2 separate regions of the Homo sapiens genome follow, and region 1 is linked to region 2. The links are chromatin loops, found by intact Hi-C in ENCODE. Cell type or tissue: endothelial cell of umbilical vein. All regions are shown on one strand. Links, peaks and the distances in the headings refer to the core of each region. The heading gives the core; the rest is flanking DNA. Region 1 holds the start of MIR1226 (microRNA 1226). Region 2 overlaps MAP4 (microtubule associated protein 4).

What was found. Peaks named below come from ENCODE experiments on the same cell type or tissue, not always from the same donor. Only the 100,000 strongest peaks of a DNase experiment are listed, where the experiment ranks them.
Region 1: a loop joins it to region 2, with 10 times the contacts of the local background. A loop is called at or near these places in 28 of 110 quality-filtered maps.

What each region holds. Positions count from the first base shown.
Region 1 is chr3:47,844,216-47,854,504 of GRCh38, forward strand. DHX30 (DExH-box helicase 30) reads left to right here. Exons shown (of 22, transcript NM_138615.3): 10 at 1,485-1,637; 11 at 1,950-2,786; 12 at 3,058-3,133; 13 at 3,217-3,321; 14 at 3,566-3,741; 15 at 3,965-4,171; 16 at 4,254-4,335; 17 at 4,409-4,602; 18 at 4,705-4,864; 19 at 4,977-5,134; 20 at 5,236-5,339; 21 at 5,415-5,554; 22 at 5,652-5,978. The coding sequence ends at 5,905. It overlaps MAP4 (microtubule associated protein 4), which reads right to left. Exons shown (of 21, transcript NM_001385682.1): 20 at 8,948-9,137; 21 at 6,480-8,723. The coding sequence ends at 8,719. MIR1226 (microRNA 1226) reads left to right here and starts at 5,340; the gene lies at 5,340-5,414. RefSeq lists a silencer at 2,956-3,057 and an enhancer at 8,044-8,561. In endothelial cell of umbilical vein, for the core only: a CTCF peak has its summit at 6,004; no DNase peak of the experiment used is centred there.
Region 2 is chr3:47,985,268-47,995,556 of GRCh38, forward strand. The region is part of intron 2 of MAP4 (microtubule associated protein 4); the gene reads right to left. Among named protein-coding and RNA genes, the nearest start is that of MAP4, 26 kb to the right of the region's middle. In endothelial cell of umbilical vein, for the core only: a CTCF peak has its summit at 4,875 (motif pointing left); a DNase peak (open chromatin) is centred at 4,834.

The sequences.
Region 1 (10,289 bases), core at 1,600-9,599, 140 kb before region 2:
GTTACAGCTGATGGTGAGAGGTAACAAGAACCTGGAGAAAGACGAGGAAGAGGGGACAGGCAATTGGTGAGATAAAGAGGGCACAGATATGCTACCTGTGACTCGAGGGCAGAACAAGGACTGAGTAGAACTGGAGGCATCTGAGCTTTGGCCTGATGCACACGCACTGTGAGCAGAAGCACCTTGGCATGGTAGGGGCCTGTCTGGGAAGGAGCAAGCTTTGCAGTGGCTGGAGGGCCATTTGTCAGTGAGGCTGGTGGGTAAAACCCATGAAGTCTGGGGAGAGGGCAGAAGCCTGTTCCTGCAGCAAGGAGCTTGTGTTGGCACCTCCTGTGGTATGAGGACCAGATTCCTGTCCTTTAGGTCCTTATAGCTGATGGTGCCAGCACGCCCAGAGGCAGGGGGTTGGCCCCTGTTGGGGGAAGACTTCTTTAAGGAGGGAGTGTTTGATCTGGGCTCCGAAGGGTGAGCAGAGTCCAGCCATTAGAGGTGACAGGAACACAAGACTAGTTTTACCCATGTGCGTGAGGTATTGGAATGCTATGTTTTATCTCTGGTGAGGTGGCTTTAGGTATGTAGGGAGGTAAGACACAGTGTTTTCCTTCCAGTGGCTTGTTTGATCAAGTTGCATTATAATCGACATTTACAGGAAATTCCACGTGCATCTGTATATGATGGGGTCACAGATGGGTCGGGTGCCATGTAGGGATTGGGAGGCGGGATGGAAGGATTAGGGGAGGAAGGCTTTGATGAGGCAGCAAAGGAAGAGGGAGTCTGTGGGGTGCGTTCTAGCATCGAGGGCCTGGCCTGGCTGGTCTGAGGGTACATGTTGGGAATTCACAGAGGTGACAGTGGCCTATTGTGGTGTTGGGGGGGCTGTAGCCACACAGTGAGTGGTTTCTCCTCAGGGCCTTCTCCAGACGTAGGGCTGTTCTGCTGTGACACATCAGGTTTAGCTTTTCTTGAATTAACTTTATTATTATTTTCTTTGAGACAGAGTCTCGCTCTGTCGCCCAGGCTGGAGTGCACCGTCATGATCTCGGCTCACTGCAACCTGTGTCTCCAGGGTTCAGGCGATTCTCGTGCCTCAGCCTCCCTAGTAGCTGGGACTATAGGTGCCGGCCCCCCACCTGGCTAATTTTTGTATTTTTAGTAGAGATGGGGTTTCACCATGTTAGCCAGGCTGGTCTCGAACCCCTGACCTCAGGTGATTTGCCTGCCTCGGCCTCCCAAAGTGCTGGGATTACAGGCGTGAGCCACCGCGCCCGGCCTGAATTAACTTTAGTTCATTTTTTAAAACGTTTATTTTGGTAAGTTAACATTTTCCTAGTTCATAATTTCTCCCTCCATCACCATGTCAGCCAAAATCCAAAATCTCTTAGAGATTACTTGGCACAACTTATGCGTTGGAGCTCCTGAGCTTGTCTGGGCTGGTTTTTGGGGAGCCCCAGAGCATAGACTGAGTCTTGCATGTCCCCCTGCAGAGCCTGGGCCTGGTGGACAGGAACAACGAACCGCTTACACACGCCATGTATAACCTGGCCTCTTTGCGTGAGCTGGGTGAGACCCAGCGCCGACCATGCACCATCCAGGTGCCCGAGCCCATCCTCCGCAAGATAGAGACCTTCCTGAACCATGTAAGAGGCCCTGCATCCCTCACCACCCCTGCTCCCTGTAGTCTGCCTCCATCTCTCCAGACTGAAGGCCTCCACCTGCGACAGGCAGTAGTACCTCCCCATTCTCTTCACTGAGTTTGGGGCCTGGGATCCCCCTGGCCTGAACAGCCCAGTCTTGCCCACAAGGATCCCGGGGCAGTCATGGACTAAATTAATCCTCTGCCCAGCGGGTTGGGCCACAACATCTGACCCAGGCGAATCCTGCAGAGTGGCTGGTTGTGTGTGAATGAGGAATTTCTTTTTCATTGTTTTGCTTGCCTCCCTGCCCTCCAGTACCCTGTGGAGAGTTCATGGATCGCCCCAGAACTCCGGCTGCAGAGTGATGACATCTTGCCCTTGGGCAAGGACTCAGGGCCTCTGAGTGACCCTATCACAGGCAAGCCCTATGTGCCCCTGTTGGAAGCAGAGGAGGTACGTCTCAGCCAGAGTCTGCTAGAACTGTGGCGGCGGCGAGGGCCGGTCTGGCAGGAGGCCCCCCAGCTACCTGTGGACCCACATCGGGACACCATCCTCAACGCCATTGAGCAGCACCCGGTGGTGGTCATCTCTGGGGACACGGGCTGTGGGAAGACCACGCGCATCCCCCAGCTGTTGCTGGAGCGCTATGTGACCGAGGGCCGAGGTGCCCGCTGCAATGTTATCATCACCCAACCTCGCCGCATCTCTGCTGTGTCTGTGGCACAGCGGGTCAGCCACGAACTGGGCCCCTCCCTGCGCCGGAATGTGGGCTTCCAGGTGCGGTTGGAAAGTAAGCCCCCATCCCGAGGCGGGGCCCTGCTCTTCTGCACTGTGGGTATCCTGCTGCGTAAGCTGCAGAGCAACCCCAGCCTGGAGGGCGTGAGCCACGTCATCGTGGATGAGGTGCATGAGCGGGACGTGAACACAGACTTTCTGCTGATCCTGCTCAAGGGCCTGCAGCGGCTCAACCCGGCCCTGCGGCTGGTGCTCATGAGTGCCACAGGGGACAATGAGCGCTTCTCCCGATACTTTGGTGGCTGCCCCGTCATCAAGGTGCCTGGCTTCATGTACCCAGTCAAGGAGCACTACCTAGAGGACATCCTGGCCAAGTTGGGCAAGCACCAGTACCTGCACCGGCACCGGCACCATGAGGTGAGGGACACCCCCATCCCACCCAAGGCTCCTGGCCTTTCCTCCGTGGATGCCCCTCCTCCCTGGCCCTGGGGCTTGGTGCCTGGGGCAAGTTACCCTCCCCAGTCCTCGGTTTCCTTGATAGAAACTGGGGACTAACCCTGCCTGCGTGGCACACGTGAGGATTGGAGTTGATGTCAAGCGGCTCCGTCTCACTGAGTCAGGTGGCTGTGTCCTTGGCATGACCCCTTACCCCGGGGCTGTGACTGTGGCCTCTCTTCCCCCACCCCAGTCTGAGGATGAATGCGCACTCGATTTGGACCTTGTGACTGATCTGGTTCTGCACATCGATGCTCGCGGGGAACCAGGTGGGTGCCTCCCCATCTGTCCCATGCTAGCCCTGGCCACGTTTGCAGCAACAGCTGGCTCATGCCCCAGGGCTCCTTTACAGGTGGGATCCTGTGCTTCCTGCCTGGGTGGCAGGAGATCAAAGGAGTGCAGCAGCGCCTCCAGGAGGCCCTGGGCATGCACGAGAGCAAGTACCTCATCCTGCCAGGTGAGAGCCCCGGCGGAGGGACCAGGGACCTTTGGAAACCAGCCTGACCTCTGTCCTAGGGACTGACCCAACTGGGACTCCAGGGGCCCCGGTTTCTGACCAAGCTGTGGCACTTTTCACTGGGCATAGTGTTTATCTGCGCCTGTTTCATCAAAATGGGGTCAAAATCCTTGCCCTGCCCACATTCCAGGGGGGAATTCTGGTGGAAGCAGTGCCCATAACTGGTGTGTGTCTTGCCCACCAGTGCACTCCAACATCCCCATGATGGATCAGAAGGCCATATTCCAGCAGCCTCCAGTTGGGGTGCGCAAGATTGTCTTGGCCACCAACATTGCTGAGACTTCCATCACAATCAATGACATCGTGCATGTGGTGGACAGTGGGCTGCACAAGGAAGAACGCTATGACCTGAAGACCAAGGTGGCACCTACCTCCTGGGCCCGGCCAACCACTGGGGGAGGGACTCCGTTTTGAGGTGGTCCCCAGCCCAGATCTACCTTAGACCTGCTTTGTGTGTCTTCAGAAGGCCGCGCTTGTGGGGTCTCAGTGTTCCTGATGTAGGGGGCTGGTGAGGGTTACTCAGGGAGTGGGGAAGCACTGAGGAAGTGGCATTTGTGTGCTGCTTACTTGCCACCTCCTCCAGGTGTCCTGCCTGGAGACAGTGTGGGTATCAAGAGCCAATGTGATCCAGCGCCGGGGCCGGGCGGGCCGCTGCCAGTCCGGCTTTGCCTACCACTTGTTCCCTCGAAGCCGGCTGGAGAAAATGGTCCCTTTCCAAGTGCCAGAGATCCTGCGCACACCTCTTGAGAACCTGGTGCTGCAAGCGAAAATCCACATGCCTGAGAAGACGGTGCGGCGGGGCGGGGCAGGGGCTGGCCTGGGGACCAGGCAGGTGGGAGGCAGGCTCATGGCGGGCTCTGGCTCTGTCATAGGCGGTGGAGTTCCTGTCCAAGGCTGTGGACAGTCCAAACATCAAGGCAGTGGACGAGGCTGTGATCTTGCTCCAGGAGATCGGTATGTAGGGGCTGGGCTGGGCTGGGCTGGGGAGTGGCTCTCGAGGGTGGTACTGACAGCTGAGCCGTTGCAGGGGTGCTGGACCAGCGGGAGTACCTGACTACCCTGGGGCAGCGCCTGGCTCACATCTCCACCGACCCCCGGTTGGCCAAGGCCATTGTGTTGGCTGCCATCTTCCGTTGCCTGCACCCACTACTGGTGGTCGTTTCCTGCCTCACCCGGGACCCCTTCAGCAGCAGCCTACAGAACCGGGCAGAGGTGGACAAGGTCAGTCCTGGCTCCTTCCTGGAGCCGTCCACCCACTGCTGTTCTGAGGGGGCGTTGTCTAGCCCCTGCCTGTGATCCGGCTGCCCTCTTCTCCCCTCCCAGGTGAAAGCACTGTTGAGCCATGACAGCGGCAGTGACCACCTGGCCTTTGTGCGGGCTGTCGCCGGCTGGGAGGAGGTGCTGCGTTGGCAGGACCGCAGCTCCCGGGAGAATTACCTGGAGGAAAACCTGCTGTACGCACCCAGCCTGCGCTTCATCCACGGTCAGTCGGGCCCACACCTGCTCTCCTGAGCCCCTCCCACCCCCACTGAGTTTCTGTCACCTCCAGCCTGTGGCTAGGGGCTGTAGGTCCACCACACATTCTGTCTCCCTAGGACTCATCAAGCAGTTCTCAGAGAACATTTATGAGGCCTTCCTGGTGGGGAAGCCCTCGGACTGCACCCTGGCCTCCGCCCAGTGCAACGAGTACAGTGAGGAGGAGGAGCTGGTGAAGGGCGTGCTGATGGCCGGCCTCTACCCCAACCTCATCCAGGTGCTGCCTCTGGGAGGGAATGGAGTTCACCAGGTCCCAGCCTCCTTCCCTGTCTGCAGCTCCTTGCTCAGCCCCACCCGTCTTTTCCTCCATCCCTGCAGGTGAGGCAGGGCAAGGTCACCCGGCAGGGGAAGTTCAAGCCCAACAGCGTCACATATAGGACCAAATCAGGCAACATCCTGCTGCACAAGTCGACCATTAACAGGTGAGGGCATGCAGGCCTGGATGGGGCAGCTGGGATGGTCCAAAAGGGTGGCCTCACCAGCCCTGTGTTCCCTAGGGAGGCCACACGGTTACGGAGCCGATGGCTGACGTATTTCATGGCAGTCAAGTCCAATGGCAGCGTCTTCGTCCGGGACTCCTCTCAGGTGCACCCGCTAGCTGTGCTGCTGCTGACCGACGGGGACGTGCACATCCGTGGTGGGTGCCTGCAGGCCTCCCGCCCACCCCGCTCTGCAGCTGCTCCTCCGGGGCCTGGCCTCACCACAGTTCCCCACCATCTTTTCCATTCCCTCAGATGACGGGCGCCGGGCCACCATCTCACTGAGCGACAGTGACCTGCTGCGGCTGGAGGGTGACTCGCGTACCGTGCGGCTGCTGAAGGAGCTGCGGCGGGCCCTGGGCCGCATGGTGGAGCGGAGCCTGCGCAGCGAGCTGGCTGCACTTCCCCCCAGCGTACAGGAGGAGCACGGGCAGCTGCTTGCGCTACTGGCAGAGCTGCTGCGAGGACCCTGTGGCAGCTTTGATGTGCGCAAGACAGCTGACGACTGAGCCCTGCTTCTGCTGGGGCTGTGTACAGAGTGCAAATGTTTATTTAAAATAAAGTTCTATTTATCCCTTGTGACCACTGCTGTCCACTAGGGGCTCCTCTCTCAGGGCCTCCATACACTGGGCCACGGTTCCCCAAAGAGGAAGGAGGAAGGTAGGTAGAGAAGAGAGTGAGATGCTTATTGCTGGGGAACGGGCTGGCTGTGGCCCCAAGTCTTTTAAGAGAGAAGGGGGTTGGAACCTCCTCCCTTCACCAAGAAAGAGCATGAAGCAGCGGTGCTGTTAACCACCCCAGTCCCCTGGCACAGCTGCTGCTCTCGGTACCCACCACAGGAAGCCTGTCAGAACTGTCACTGTCCTTGTAGTTTTGGACAGTAAGTAAGCAAGTAAGTGTCAAGTAGCCCTTTATCAGGCAGACTAGGGGAGAGTTCCACAGGTAGCCAAGGCGCAGGGCTATGTGGCACAGTGGTCCTTCCCGTGTCCACATCCACAAGTTCACAGCTGAGGGGCTGAGCTGAGGGCAGGAAGATCCAGGGAGGTGGTAGATGCAAAACGAGACAGAAGCACGAAGCCTGCGTGATGGGACATCAGGCAGCTTTATTTATTTACTCTTAAAACTGTTACAACAGAATCATGGACTGACACAGGTAATGGCTGAGCCATAAGCAAATCGAGAAGTACAGAAATGTCCCACCCCAAACAGCTGCGGAGTACACATCACACAGGGCCTCTGGTCCCGGCCTTCTCAGGTGCTCTGGAGTGGAGGATCCTTTGAGGGAACTCTGACCACTCCTGTTGTCTACCTAGAGAGCACGCCACTTGGGCCACCTACCCCCAACCTTTGGCCAAAGGAGTGAAAGGACCTGGAACCTGTCGTCAACCTCAGCATCCTCATGACCCCAGGACAGACGCAGTGGAGGCAGCAGGTACTCTGGGCCTGTGCTGTTGCCCCTGAGGTGTCTCCTGACTACGCAACCCTGTTTCCTTCCCACTTTCATCCCAGCAGGCCCTTTCTTCCTGCTGACAAAACACTGGCTCCCTCATGTTCTTGGCACAGCAGAAGTGTTCTGCACATGGTCTCTACGGAGGAAAGCTGGTCCCCCTGGCCCAGGCAGCACTTCCTCCGTGAGCCCCTGCAGTTTCCTGGTGTGTGCTTGGGGAGCTAGGGACATGGTGTCAAACCTCCACAAGGCACTGCTACCTCAGAAAGGGGGAGGACCTGTCAGGCCCAGGACAGCCTCCCTGCACATGGAGATCAAATCTAAACTTAGGTCAAGACCCCTACCTTCTCCAGGGATGCCAGGACCAGAGAAGGGCAGAGGTCAGGAGGGGGCATGAGGAGGCCAAGTCTGGGGCAGCCTCCTCAGAGGCAAATCTACACTGCAGCCAATCCCCCTCCAGAGAAGCCCTTGGAATCTCCCAGGCCATTTCACTACAAACTTATGTTTGAATCCTTTATTAGAAACCATGCAAACTTTAATACAAAAAATACAAGTGCAATAAGAATCTTTGTGTCAATACAGTTCCCGGGATTTCTCCTCACTGCAGCCATCCCAAGGCCTAGCTGGGATGCCCTCTGTGGGCCTTGCCTCTCCTCCCTCCCCTCTCCAGTCAGGGCATAAGGGAAGCAGATAGCCTTAGTCTCATGCCTTTTATTTTTAAATTTCCAGACCTGATTTCCTACTATCTGCATGAGGCTCCCTTGGACATGAGGGCTTACATGTCCTAGGGTGTGGGTGCCGGCCTGAAGGAATTCCATCTCCTGGCCCTTTCTTGTTCTCCAGCCCTGGCTTTTTATCCTAGGGCTGACCACCAGATCCCAGGGAATGGGACAGAGATGCCAAAACCAGCCTCTTGGTTAGAAAAGAAAAGCAGCATACACACAACAAAATGGCAAAACCAACCAGTCCACGCTCCAAGGGCCCCTTGTGTGCCTGACCGGCTCACCAGCCACAGCCTCTGCACCCCTCTTCCCTGCCGCACCGCCTCCAGGGCCCTAAGCTGCCCACATCCTCCAGCGGGGGTGGCATAAGGATATCTCCGCCCTGTTCCCTCTAACACTTACTGAGGACTTTCATGTAGACATGGCTTCAACCTGCAGAACTATTTTGCCAGTTTTTAGGTTATTAGAAAAAAATAAAAGGACAAAACAAGAAAAATGTGACAGCAGCTAGGCGGGTATGTTAAGCATGGGGACAGGCAGCACTGACCCCCAACTTGGGGCAGGGCAGCAAGAAGGGCCCGACACCACCTGCATGGGGAGGGGGGGGCGCCCATTTGTGGGACCAGAGGGAGAGGCAGTGGCTTAAGCTCCACGGTCAGCGTCCTGTCACCACTCGGAATCCACCTCCACTCTTCCCTCCAGGTAGATCCAGGGAGAAGGGAGGGCATGTCAGTTTCTTTTGGGTTTGGACCAAAGAACCAAAAAAAGATGAGGATAGAATCTGGTTCTCCTCTCCTAGATCCCAACTTAGCCTCAACCACCCCAACCCCCTCCCAACCTCCTCCACGGAGCAGTGGCGCAGTGATGGGGCAAGACCAAAGCAGGGAGATGGGCCCAGGCTGGGGAGTGAGAGGAGGTGTGGGGCAGGGCTGCTGCTGCCCCGGGCACGCAAAGCAGGAGGGAAGGCGAGCCTAGCGGGCTGCCCAGCACGGCGCCCAAGCGCTCACTGGTCTAGTGGACAGCCCGGGAAAGGGGGCCAAGGACCCGGGAGCCCGAGTTGGGGCCGCCAGGGAAGTGTGGGGGGCGGGAGACAATGTCGGCCCCGTGGTCGGTGCGGGCCCTGGCATTTGCCCGGAACGTCAGCCTGTAGGTCTCAATCTGCAGTGACATGGGAGGAGGGAAGGGAGAGGGGAACAGGGGAGACAAGAGGGGAACACGGGGGAGACGGAAGACGAGACCAGAATGTCATCATTAGATGCCTGGAAAATAAAAGGTTACTTCATTAAAATTTAGGCCACACTCTAGTCAAAAACAAAGGAGTTTCAATTTGCGGCCAGTGGCAGGGCCCCTGGCTGGCCCTTAGGCCGAGCCCAGCCACTTACTTGTCTCCTGGATCTGGCTGTCCAAGGTCTGGGCCTCCCTTTGGTCACCACCCCCTGACAGGGTGGGGTGGCCATTGAGGCCACTGGCTGAAGTGGGGGCGCCAGCTTCAGGCGCTGCCTCAGAGATGGCCGGCTCCTCCCCAGCAGGGGGACCCGGACACAGAGGAGCCTCGCTGCCACCGCCCTCAGTCTACAATGAAACAGTGGGGGAGACAGTGCAGGGTCAGTCGAGGGGGGGAGTGGGATGGGGTGATGGTGGTGGGTTTCACACACAGCCCCCACCCTTGCTGCCCTGGCACCCACTGGCTCAAGGCACAGTCGCTTGGAGAATCCCAGGCAGGTGCCCCGGCCCCACCCACCCCACCTCACCTGGGAGACCGACTCCCGAGGGTCAGGAGCAGCTGGACCAGTGACACACTCTCAGAGCCCCTCTGTGGCATGTGAGGCTCTGATGAAGCCTCTCTGAGGGCAGAGGTGCCAGGCCTCAGGCTGGTACCAAAGACGTAGCCATGACAACAGTAAGCAATAAGCCTGAAGGGTAGCCCCCTGAAGGGTACAGCCCACCCTCCCAAACCCTCCCTGAACCCAGGCCACCCCCTGCACACAGAGTGGGGTCCTCAGTAGCTCCCGGGCAGCCCTGCCTGCACATCTGTCTGGTCAGGAACACAGGTGCTGAGGCCTTGTCTGTGCGGGGCACCATTCTGGGACCAGGGGTCCATGGGAGGCAGAAAGGTGTCCAAGGAGGTATAACCCAGGGACACTGTGGAGGCCTGGAGGGCGTCATAGGAGGAGGACATTTGGGGGACATGGAACACTCAGTGTGAGGAAGGCAGAGAAGAGAGAACAGCTGCGAGAGGCCACTGGGGAGCTGGAAAGCGTGTGTCGCCAAATACCCAAAAAGTGACAAGGGAGAAGTGGTTTCTAATCGGCATAGTGAGAAATAGGCCTCGATTAAAAACAATAATTCCAGAACTAATAAAGGGATATAATGTGAACAAGGAAAAGAACACAAGGCTTAGGGTCAGAAAAGCCCAGATGTGAATCCTGGTCCACGCTCGCTCGCTGTGTCCTTGGAAAAGAGACTAAAGCCAAGTTAACGCCCCACTGAGACGGGCGTGAGAACGGCATCCTCACGAGGTATGGGGGGCACGAACTGAGAGCCTGTGGCAGCAAGGACCCCCCCAGATGTTCCTGGAAGCTGATCAAGGCTTCAGTCAGAGCATCAGGAGAGGATGGGACAGGGGACGGGCTGGGCAGTGGCTGGCACTGGGGAGCAGAGATGGAAGGGAAGGCCCAGGGCAGCGGCTCCTGGCCCCTCTCCCCTGCGCACCTGAACCCGAGC
Region 2 (10,289 bases), core at 778-8,777:
AGACTTTGTCAAAAAAAAAAATTAACCAGGCATGGTGGTGCATGCCTGCAGTCCCAGCTACTTGGGAGGCTGAGGCTGGAAGACTGCTTGAGCCTGGGGAGGTCAAGGCTGCAGGGAGCCAAGATTGTGCCACTGCACTCCAGCTAGGGTGACAGAGTAAGGCCCTGTCTCTAAATAAATAAATGCTTTTTTTTAATTGGAAAAAAATTACAGTAAAGAAAACAGGCAGACACTAACAAGTGATGAAAGTTATTATCACCAATAATGTGATTTAGTGACATCATGTGCTTCCTGATGTGGTGCACTTAGGACACATCATATTTACATAGTACTACTGCCAAAAATGTGGAACTTGAATCTAATTATGAGGAAATGCCAGGCAAACCCAAATTAGGGGACTTCTAAAAAATAACTTGCCCATACTATTCAAAATATTAAGGTCATGAAAGACAAAGAAGAGTTGAGGAACTGTTCCAATTAAAGAAGACTGAAGAGACATGAAAACTAACGTGATTCCAGATTTAATTGCAGACAAGAAGAAAAAAATGAGAAAGGAATGTGTTGAATCTGTTGGGACAACTGATGACAATGAAATAAGGTTCGTGGATTAGACAGGAATATCTCATCAGCATTTAACTTCTGATCTCTATCATCGTATTCTTGTAATGTGCTAATGCCTAGTTCTTCGGGGAAAGAGGTGTGAGTTCTGCAGTTTGTTCTCAAATAATCCAAGGGGAAGGAACTATATGTAAATATAACAAGAATGATAAAGCAAATGTGCAAAACAGTAATGATAAATCCAAGTAAAGGGTACATGGTAGGTTCTTGGCTCTGTTCTTGCAGTGTGAAGTTTAACAAAGTCATTTGCTTGCAGAATATTATTTAAGAGGTGGGGTCTTTGGGGTCTTGCTATGTTACCCAGGCTGGACTCAAACTCCTAGGCTTAAGCAATCCTCCTTCCTATTAAGTAGCTCGGGCAGGGCTACAGGTACATACCACCATCCTGGCTTGCTTGCAGAATATTTTTAGCAATGAAGTGGTTTTTTTGTTGCTTTGTTTTTTGTTTTTTGGGGGGTTTTTTTGTATTTTTTTTGAGATGGAGTCACTCTGTCGCCCAGGCTGGAGTGCAGTGGCACAATCTCAGCTCACTGCAACCTCCACCTCCTGGGTTCAAGCAATTCTCGTTTCTCAGCCTCCTGAGCAGCCGGGATTACAGGCGCATGCCACCACACCTGGCTAATTTTTGTATTTTTAGTAGAGGCGGGGTTTTGCCATGTTGGCCAGGCTGGTCTCAAACTCCTGACCTCAGGTGATCCATCTGCCTCGGCCTCCCAAGTGCTGAGATTACAGGCTTGAGCCCCCGGGTCCCGGTCCCCTGCTCTTCTTTCAGACTAGGGTACTATTATTATGAACTATACATTTTGGTACGATATTTTTTTTCCCCAAAAAGAACTATTAGTTATGAGATAAAAGTCTGTTTTCAAATCAAAGTCAGAAAATAACTATTTTTGCAAAAATGTCACACTAATTTTTTATGCATATATATAAACTTCCCTAAATATGATCATGAGACTATTAAGAGGGTTTAGGATTAGACCAAGTACACCTACCCTAAATAAATATCTACCATTTTGGAGACACAATTGTTTGTTAGTCTGTACATTAACACAACCCAAACCTGAATAAACTGACAAACAAAAACCATTTCAATTCAGTGTAATAAGCAATGATTACACATCTATCATGTGCCAAGAGCAGTGGTCTCTAATGCAGATCTGGCCAGGTTTCTCAGTACCCCTGCGCCCTCAGTTTCTCACAAACCATGAGATTCTTCATAATTTCACTTGATCTGCTTCTCCATGATTCTCTCCGGTCACTTGTCACTGTAACCTTTGATTTCTTAACCCTGAGAAACTTGAGGTCGCTAGTAAACTTTGATTATGCTGTGCCATCCTGCTTTCGCTAAATGTGTCATTCTCCATGAAATATGGCAGTAAACAAAATATTATTCCTGTGCTAGAGCATGTTAATAAGTGTAAGATAACAAATAGCTTAATTATGATCTTACAAGTACCACAGAGGAAAGAGGAAAGTTCAGGGAAGAAAAGCACTTACCAAGAGGAAGATGAAAAGAAAGGCTGGCAGGGTGTGGGGGTAGTGGGAGGTCTAGAAGGGAAAGGGAACAGAAGTCAGGGAATGTTCTGGAAAGTTACATCTAAATCCAATCTTAAAGGATTTTAGAACAACAACTCTAGCAAAAGCTTTATATAACATCAACCTCCAGCCCAGAACCGTCCTCCAAACTCCGGACTCCTTATCTGTGTATCCATCTTCTCCATTTCGATGACTAGCAGGTAACTAAATGTGAACATATCCCAAGCTAAATTTCTTCTCTTCCCTTCAAATCCTACTCCTTCTGTAGCTTTCCCCATCTCAGATGATGGCAATTCTTTCCTTTCAGTTGCTCAGGCAAAACCCCTGGAGTAATACTGGATTTGTCCTTGGCAACATCAAGGCCTTATACTTTAGGTAAGAGAAGTTTTGGGGTCATGCATATGTTAAAGTCTGATGAGAGTGAATTCAAGAGGAAATGGAAGGAAAGGAATTGGTGACAGGTAGTAGAAACGTCTCTTTAAAAGAAGGCAGGCCGGGCACGGTGGCTCACGCCTGTAATCCCAGCACTTTGGGAGGCTACGGTGGGCGGATCACGAGGTCAGGAGATTGAGACCATCCTGGCTAACACGGTGAAACCCCGTCTCTACTAAAAATACAAAAAATTAGCCGGGCGTGGCGGCACACGCCTGTAGTCCCAGCTACTCAGGAGGCTGAGGCAGGAGAATGGCGTGAACCCGGGAGGCGGAGCTTGCAGTGAGCCAAGATCGCGCCACTGCACTCCAGCCTGGGTGACATAGCAAGACTCCGTCTCAAAAAAAAAAAAAAAGAAAGCAAAGCAAAAAGATAGATGAGATGGATGTGAGATTCAGACAGGATTTTTTTTTTAATGATAAAAAAATTATAGTATGTTTGATGCTGGTGAATGACCCAATTGAAAGAAAAGAACTGATGATGCAGGAGACAGAAGAGGTAACTGTGACAGCAGTGGCCTGAGTGACAGCATGAACAGTTCACCCATAACAGAAAAAGAGCAGACAATAAGGGCATAGATGAACATAGGTGAGGAGGAAATATGTGGTGGGACCATGTGGAAGTTCTGTTCTGATTAAGCCAATTAATTTATGAATATGACTTATGAATATGAACAGGAGAGCAAGTGCCAGAAGTTTCAGAGAGTAGATGTGAAACAGTTGTCTAGGAAAGTGAAATATTTTACAAACTCATGTGAATTAGTGGCAGAGTCCCTCAGTTTGTGCTCTGTATTGAAATGAAGCAAGATTCTTTTACATTTCCTGAACATACATCTAATAATTCTATTTGAATTTAAAAAATGGATTTTTAGTTTTTAAAAACTATCAGTGAGATACTAGATCAAGTAGAAAGTATGTGTTCATGAAAAAGGTATAGTTTCACAGAAAGAACAGGGGTTTATTTTATTTATTTATTTTTTGAGACGGAGTCTCGCTGTCGCCCAGGCTTGAATGCAGTGGCACGATCTTGGCTCACTGCAACCTCCACCTTCTGGGTTCAAGACTCTCTTGCCCCAGCCCCCTGAGTAGCTGGGATTACTGGTGAGCACCACCACGCCTGGCTAATTTTTTGTATTTTTAGTAGAGATGAGATTTCACCATGTTGATCAGGCTGGTCTCGAACTCCTGACTTCGTGATCTGCCTGCTTCAGCCTCTCAAAGTGCTGGGGATTACAGGCATGAGCCACCATGCCCAGCCAGAACAGGGGTTTAAAATGAGAAGATCCAGTAGCTCATGTCTGTAATCCCAGCACTTTGGGAGGCCTAGGCGGAAGGGCTGCTTGAGGCCAGGAGTTTGAGACCAACCTGGGCAATATAGCAAGACCACATCTCTATTTAAAAAATATTGTTTTAATTGTTTAATAAAAATAAAAGTGAGATTAGAAGATCTGGGTTCAGGTTGTGCTGTCATTATTAACTAAATGATCAAATGCAACCTTCTCATTTCTAATACTTAAGCTTCACCTGGGAAGTGGGACTAAATGCAGTAATACAGGATGTCAACTGTACAGTGCTAAATAGTAATTGTTATTCTCACTGTTATTAGCTATTGTTATTCTCACTGTTATTAACTATATGTTGACCAACTGTAAATTTATCTATCAACCACCTATAGAATAACTGTAGGCTGATCAAGAAACTTTACTAGAATAAAATAAAATGAAAGCAAGAAGAGGTTAGAAAGGAAGAAGAGAAGCTGGATTCTACTATACATACAACACCTCACAATCTAAAAATATAAGCCCAGGAGAGAATAAAAACAACGTAACAACACTAAAAACAATAAGGTTGACAAGTAGAAAAAAGGCTTGTATATTTCCCTGCCAGATAAGACATACTGGACCCTAATCATACTGCACATTACTGGAAAAGTCCTAATTCAAAAGATGCTATAATGTGTTTTCTCACTGACTGACTTCCCCAGAGAACCCCCATTTCATGAAATGAAAACTTTCTCAGTGAAATACACACAGCATCGAAAATAGCACACTTTTTTTTTTTAGAAACTAATCACATTCTCTGAGATATAAAGATATTCAAATTTACTTTATTTTGTTGATTCCCTCTCCCCAGGAGATGTCAGATTCCCACAGCAGGCAAATCAGCTTGGCAGAGAAGTAGCAAGAACCTGAGAAGGCATGTGTGCTGTGAGTCAGCCTTGGGCAAAACAGCCAGGTCTCAATGCAAGGGAACCCTCTGGTGCTGTCAGACCCATGCCAACACTGCCCTCTACTGGCCAATTAAGCTGGTTGCAATTTTCTGCAAAAGAAATACCAGTGTATTAAGGAGAAATTCTGCAGTATCTATTAATAGTTGTCACTTAGGCCCTTTTCCATGGATTAGTGTTTCTCAATCATGCATGTGTATCCGAGTCACCTATTATGGCTTGTTAAAACAGACTGCTGGTGTGTGGCAGGGTACGGTGTCTCCCACCTGTAATCCCAGCACTATGGGAAGTCAAGGCAGGAGGATCACTTGAGCCCAGCAGTTCAAAACCAGTCCAGTCCAGGCAACACAGTGAGACCTTGTCTTTACTAAAAATGCAAAAAACTTAGCCAGGCCATTGCCCTGTGTTAACTTCTTATTCTATGGGAATAAGCTTTTAGCTTCAAAGGCCTTATGGAATGTTGAGGAGAAAGCATTTTCTCGACTTCAGAAGAAGAACTATTTAATCACACAGAGAACAGAAAAATTAAGTGACTTGTTCCATAAATGTGCTATTTGTGTCTGAGGGTCAATACTGTGCTAGATGATCATCTGAAAGAACAAGAGTCACAGATGTTTGCTTCGTCATTCACATCTAAGAGAAAGGGTTCTATCTTTTGTCTCCCTCACCTAGAAAATAGGGCCATATAATGCTGATAATGAACAATTAAGGAAAACACCATTTTTTAAGGAAAAAAGTCAGGAAGTACATAATTTTCTTTTTATTTTTTTCTTATTACAGCCGTGGTGCAAAACAAGTAGTACACATATCCTGAAAAAGTATTTGAGAATTGTTTCCCAAGGTGATAGGCATTTTAGAAGAAGAGTTTGACACCAATTTTATTTCTAGGTATTGGTATTTAGATGGTTTACACAGGCAATGCTAAGATAAAATACTTGTAGAAGCAAGAATAAGTTGAAGTGCAAAAGGAAATGAGTATAGTAGATCCAAAGAAAAGGAATAAAGGTCGGGGGGTTCTTGTGTTGCCAGGCATGAAGGCAGAAATCATACTTAGAGAAAAAAGCAATTTTCCTACTTTGTCATAAATGCCATAAAAGCAACCCTGCTTTCTTACTTCTCATTTTATAAGTTGAAGACAATTAGGGTGGACATGTAAGAATTAAAGGAAATAAAACACCATTGTTCAAAGAGTTCTATTATGTGTAACCTACTCAACCGTCCCTTCTATATCTAGAGGCAAGAAAATGGTTGATAAACTTCCACTGGTTGGCCTAACTAAGCCTGTTGTAAGAACATATCGAGAGCACTAGGCTGGGTGTGGTGGCTCACACCTGTAATCCCAGTGCTTTGGGAGGCTAAGGCAGGAGGATCGCTTGAGGCCATGAGTTCCAGACCAGCCAGAGGAACACAGTCTGACTGTCGCTATAAAAATAAAAGGATAAGCAAGGCACGCGCACCTGTAGTCCAAGCTATTCAGGAGCCTGAGGCAGGAGGAACGTTTGAGCCCAGGAGTTACGTTAGATGTTGCAGTAAGCTATGATTGTGCCACTGCACTCCAGCCTAGGTGACATGGAAAGAATCTGTCTTTTCTTTTTTTTTTTTGAGACGGAATTTCGCTCTTGTTGCCCAGGCTGGAGTGCAACAATGGCACGATCTCGGCTCACGGCAACCTCTGCCTCCCGGGTTCAAGTGATTACTCTTGCCTCAGCCTCCTGAGTAGCTGGGATTACAGGTGCCCACCACCACGCCCAGCTAATTTTTTTGTGTTTTTAGTAGAGACAGGGTTTCACCATGTTAGCCAGGCTGGTCTCGAACTCCTGACCTCAGGTGATCCACCCGCCTCAGCCTCCCAAAGTGCTGGGATTATAGGCGTGAACCACCGCGCCCAGTAAGACCCTGTCTTCAAAAAAAAAAAAAGTGTCAGCAATCAGCAGTAGTTTACTGAACCTCATCTAAGAACAAAATCAAACTTAAAGTTAGATGTATAATAAAACATTAATGAAGTCTAGGGCCCTTCCATCACTTCTAAAGATGTATTCAGAAGAACATCTTGTTTAGAATGTTCTCCAGGAAAAACACAAATATGAAACCTGTCATTATGGCAAAAACCATCAGTCCGATAATGTATAAAAATCAGACCCACAGCAGAGAAGTCTCCATTCATAAAGAACTCACTAATTGCACCAGATTTCTACAAGACTAAATAAGGCGGCTTCCTTCGTTTTTCTTATTTGATGTCTCCAAACAGCCATCACCCCTTCCTTTAAGTTAAGACTTCTACAACTTTTAGGAAGCTGGTATGGAAAAAATGTAGTAATTTACAACCTATCATAATTATAAACTTTATTATTATTATTATTTTTAGAGACGGGGTCTCTCTCTGTCACCCAGGCTGCAGCACAGTGGTGCTTTTATGGCTCACTGCAGCCTCGACCTCTGGGGCTCAAGTGATTGCCTCCTACCTCAGCTTCCTGTGTAGCTCGGACTACAGGCGCACACTACCACGCCCAGCTATAATTATAAACTTTAAACATGGTATCTTCAACAAGTTCGTGGAAAATGCATTCTATGAAAAAATTATTCATGGATTTCAAGGGAGTTTTTTTGTATCAAAATAACTCATACTCCAGCCTGACCAATATGGCGAAACCCCATCTCTACTAAAAATACAAAAATTAGCTGGGCATGGTAGCATGTGCCTATAAGCCCAGCTACTCAGGAGGCTGAGGCAGGAGAATCTCTTGAACACAGGAGGTAGAGGTTGCAGTGAGCCGAGACTGTGCCACCGCACTCCAGCCTGGGTGACAGAGAGACACTCCATCTTAAAAAAAAAAAAAAAAAGCTCATACTAACTTGTTATAACACGTCTGAACAGGATCTAGTTTGAAGCACTAAAAAGGATAAAACATCAGTTTGAAAAGAGCCCCTAATAAAGCAACATGAATTCTGCTAAAATTGAAGCAAAAGCAAATGGTAAATTTATGGTGAAGCTTGGATGAAAGAATGGTGAAATCACTGATGCTTTGTGTAAAGTTTATGGGGACAATGCCCCAAACAAATCAGTAGTTTACACATGAATAACTTGTTTTAAGACATCAGCCAGATGCAGTGGTCCGCACCTATAGTCCCAGCTACTTGGAAGGCTGAGACAGGAGGATCACTTGAGCCCAGGAGTTCAAGGCTGTAGTGTGCTATGGTTACACCTGTAAATAGTCACTATACTCTAATTTGGGCAATGTAGTAAGACTCTGTCTCAAAAAAAGAAAAAAAATAAAGGAGGAGATGATGTTGAAGATGAAGCCCACCGTGGCAGACCACCAATATCAATTTGAGAGGAAAAAAGAATGATCTAATTGAAGAGGATTGACAATTAGCAGAAACAATAGCCAATACCACAGACATCTCAATTGGTTCAGTTTATACAATTTTGGCTGATAAATTAAAATTGAGCAAACTTTCCACTCAACTGGTGCCAAAATGGTTGCATCCAGATGAGCTGCAAAGAGCAGAGCTTTCGATGTAAATTTTAAACAAGTGGGATCAAGATCCTGAAGCATTTCTTTGAAGAATTGTAACAGGAGATGAAATATGGTTTTACCAGTATAATCCTAAAGACAAAGCACAATCAAAGCAATGGCTACCAAGAGGCGTAAGTGCTGTAGTCAAAGCAAAAGTGGATCAGTCAAGAGCAAACACAAGAGTTTTTTAGGATGCTCAAAGCACTTTGTCTGTTGACTTTCTGGAGAGCCAAAGAATGACAACATCTTATTATGAGGGTGTTTTGAGAAAGTCAGCCAATGCTTTAGCAGAAAAACAGCCAGGAAAGCTTCATCAGAGAGTCCTTCTCCACCAGGACAATGCTCCTGTTCATTCCTTTCATCAACAAAGATAATTTGTGACAGTTTTGATGAGAAATCATTAGGCAACCACCTTACAACAGTCCTGATTTGGTTCCTTCTTTTTTGTTTCCTAATCTTTAAAAAAATCTTTGGTAGCAACAAAAAATTAAAAACTTAAACCAAAAAAAACTTTAAAGGGCATCCATTTTTCTTCATTTCTTCATTTTTCTTCATTTAATAATGTAAAAAAGCCAGGCACAGTGGCTCACACCTATAATCCCAGCACAAAAGAAAAACAAATATTTACTCCAAAAAATTTGGATTCCTTAATGGAAAACGGGAAAATCTATTCTCTCTTAATCCATAATGCACGGTGGAGACATTTGTTCTTTGACTGACTAACATAAACAAAGAAAACCTAGTATGAAGAAAGGAATGATAAGATGTAAATATGGTAGCAACTAGTCATGGTTGAGATGCTCTTCCCATCCTAATATTAACTTACCCTCATCAGTCATAGGTGAAAGAAGCTAGCTGCTTTTCGTTTTCTAATTTCCTTTAACTGTGCATTGTTTCCATCATCTGGGAATGAGCCTAGGTGGATAAGGACAGTGAGGTGGTAGCAGTAGATTTTCTTGTGCTTCATCTTGAGTTATTTGATCCATGTAACATTAACTTGGCCCAAGAGGAGGAAAGTTTTTAAGACATTATTTTATTTATAAAAAATTAAATCCTCCCTGCTACTTTTGATATGTAAATGGTGGCTCATGCCTGTAATCCCAGCACTTTGGGAGGCCAAGGCAAGTGGATCACCTGAGGTCAGGAGTTTGAGACCAGCCTGGCCAACAGGGCGAAACCCCATCTCTACTAAAAATACAAAAATTAGCCAGGCATGGTGGTGCAGGCCTGTAATCCCAGCTACTGGGGTGTTGAGGCAGGAGGATCGCTTGAACCTGGGAGGCGGAGGATGCAGTGAGCAGAGATCGTGCCACTGCACTCCAGCCTGTGCAATAGAGCGGGACTCCATCTCAAAAAAAAAAAAAAAAAGTTCATTAACTCAGAAAGACTACTCCAGAAATTGGCGAGTGGTTACTCCAGGAAGGAGAACTGTCTGGCTAGGGTGTAGGGATTGGGAGAATTTGTTTTACCGTACATCCCTTTGGACCAATTGGATTTTGTACATGTGTATTTTTTAGCCTGTTCAAAAAATGTATGAGTTTCTGGAAAATTGAATTAAAGGATAAAAATAAAATATGAACTTTACTTCTCAACATAAGCTTTTGCAACATCAAGATACTTTTGTAAGCAATGATAGCAACTTTTTTTCTTTTCTTTTTTTTTTTTTTTTTTGAGACAGAGTCTCGTTCTCTCGCCCAGGCTGGAGTGCAGTGGCACGCTCTCCACTCACTGCCACCTCCGCCTCCCAGGTTCAAGTGATTCTTGTACCTCAGCCTCCTGAGTACCTGGGATTACAGGTGCACACCATTACCCCTGGCTAATTTTTGTATTTTTAGTAGAGGTATGGTTTCACCATGTTGGCCAGGCTGGTCTCAAACTCCTGACCTCAGGTGAGCCACCTGCCTTGGTCTCCCAAAGTGCTGGGATTACAGGCGTGAGCCACTGCACCTGGTCTGGAGT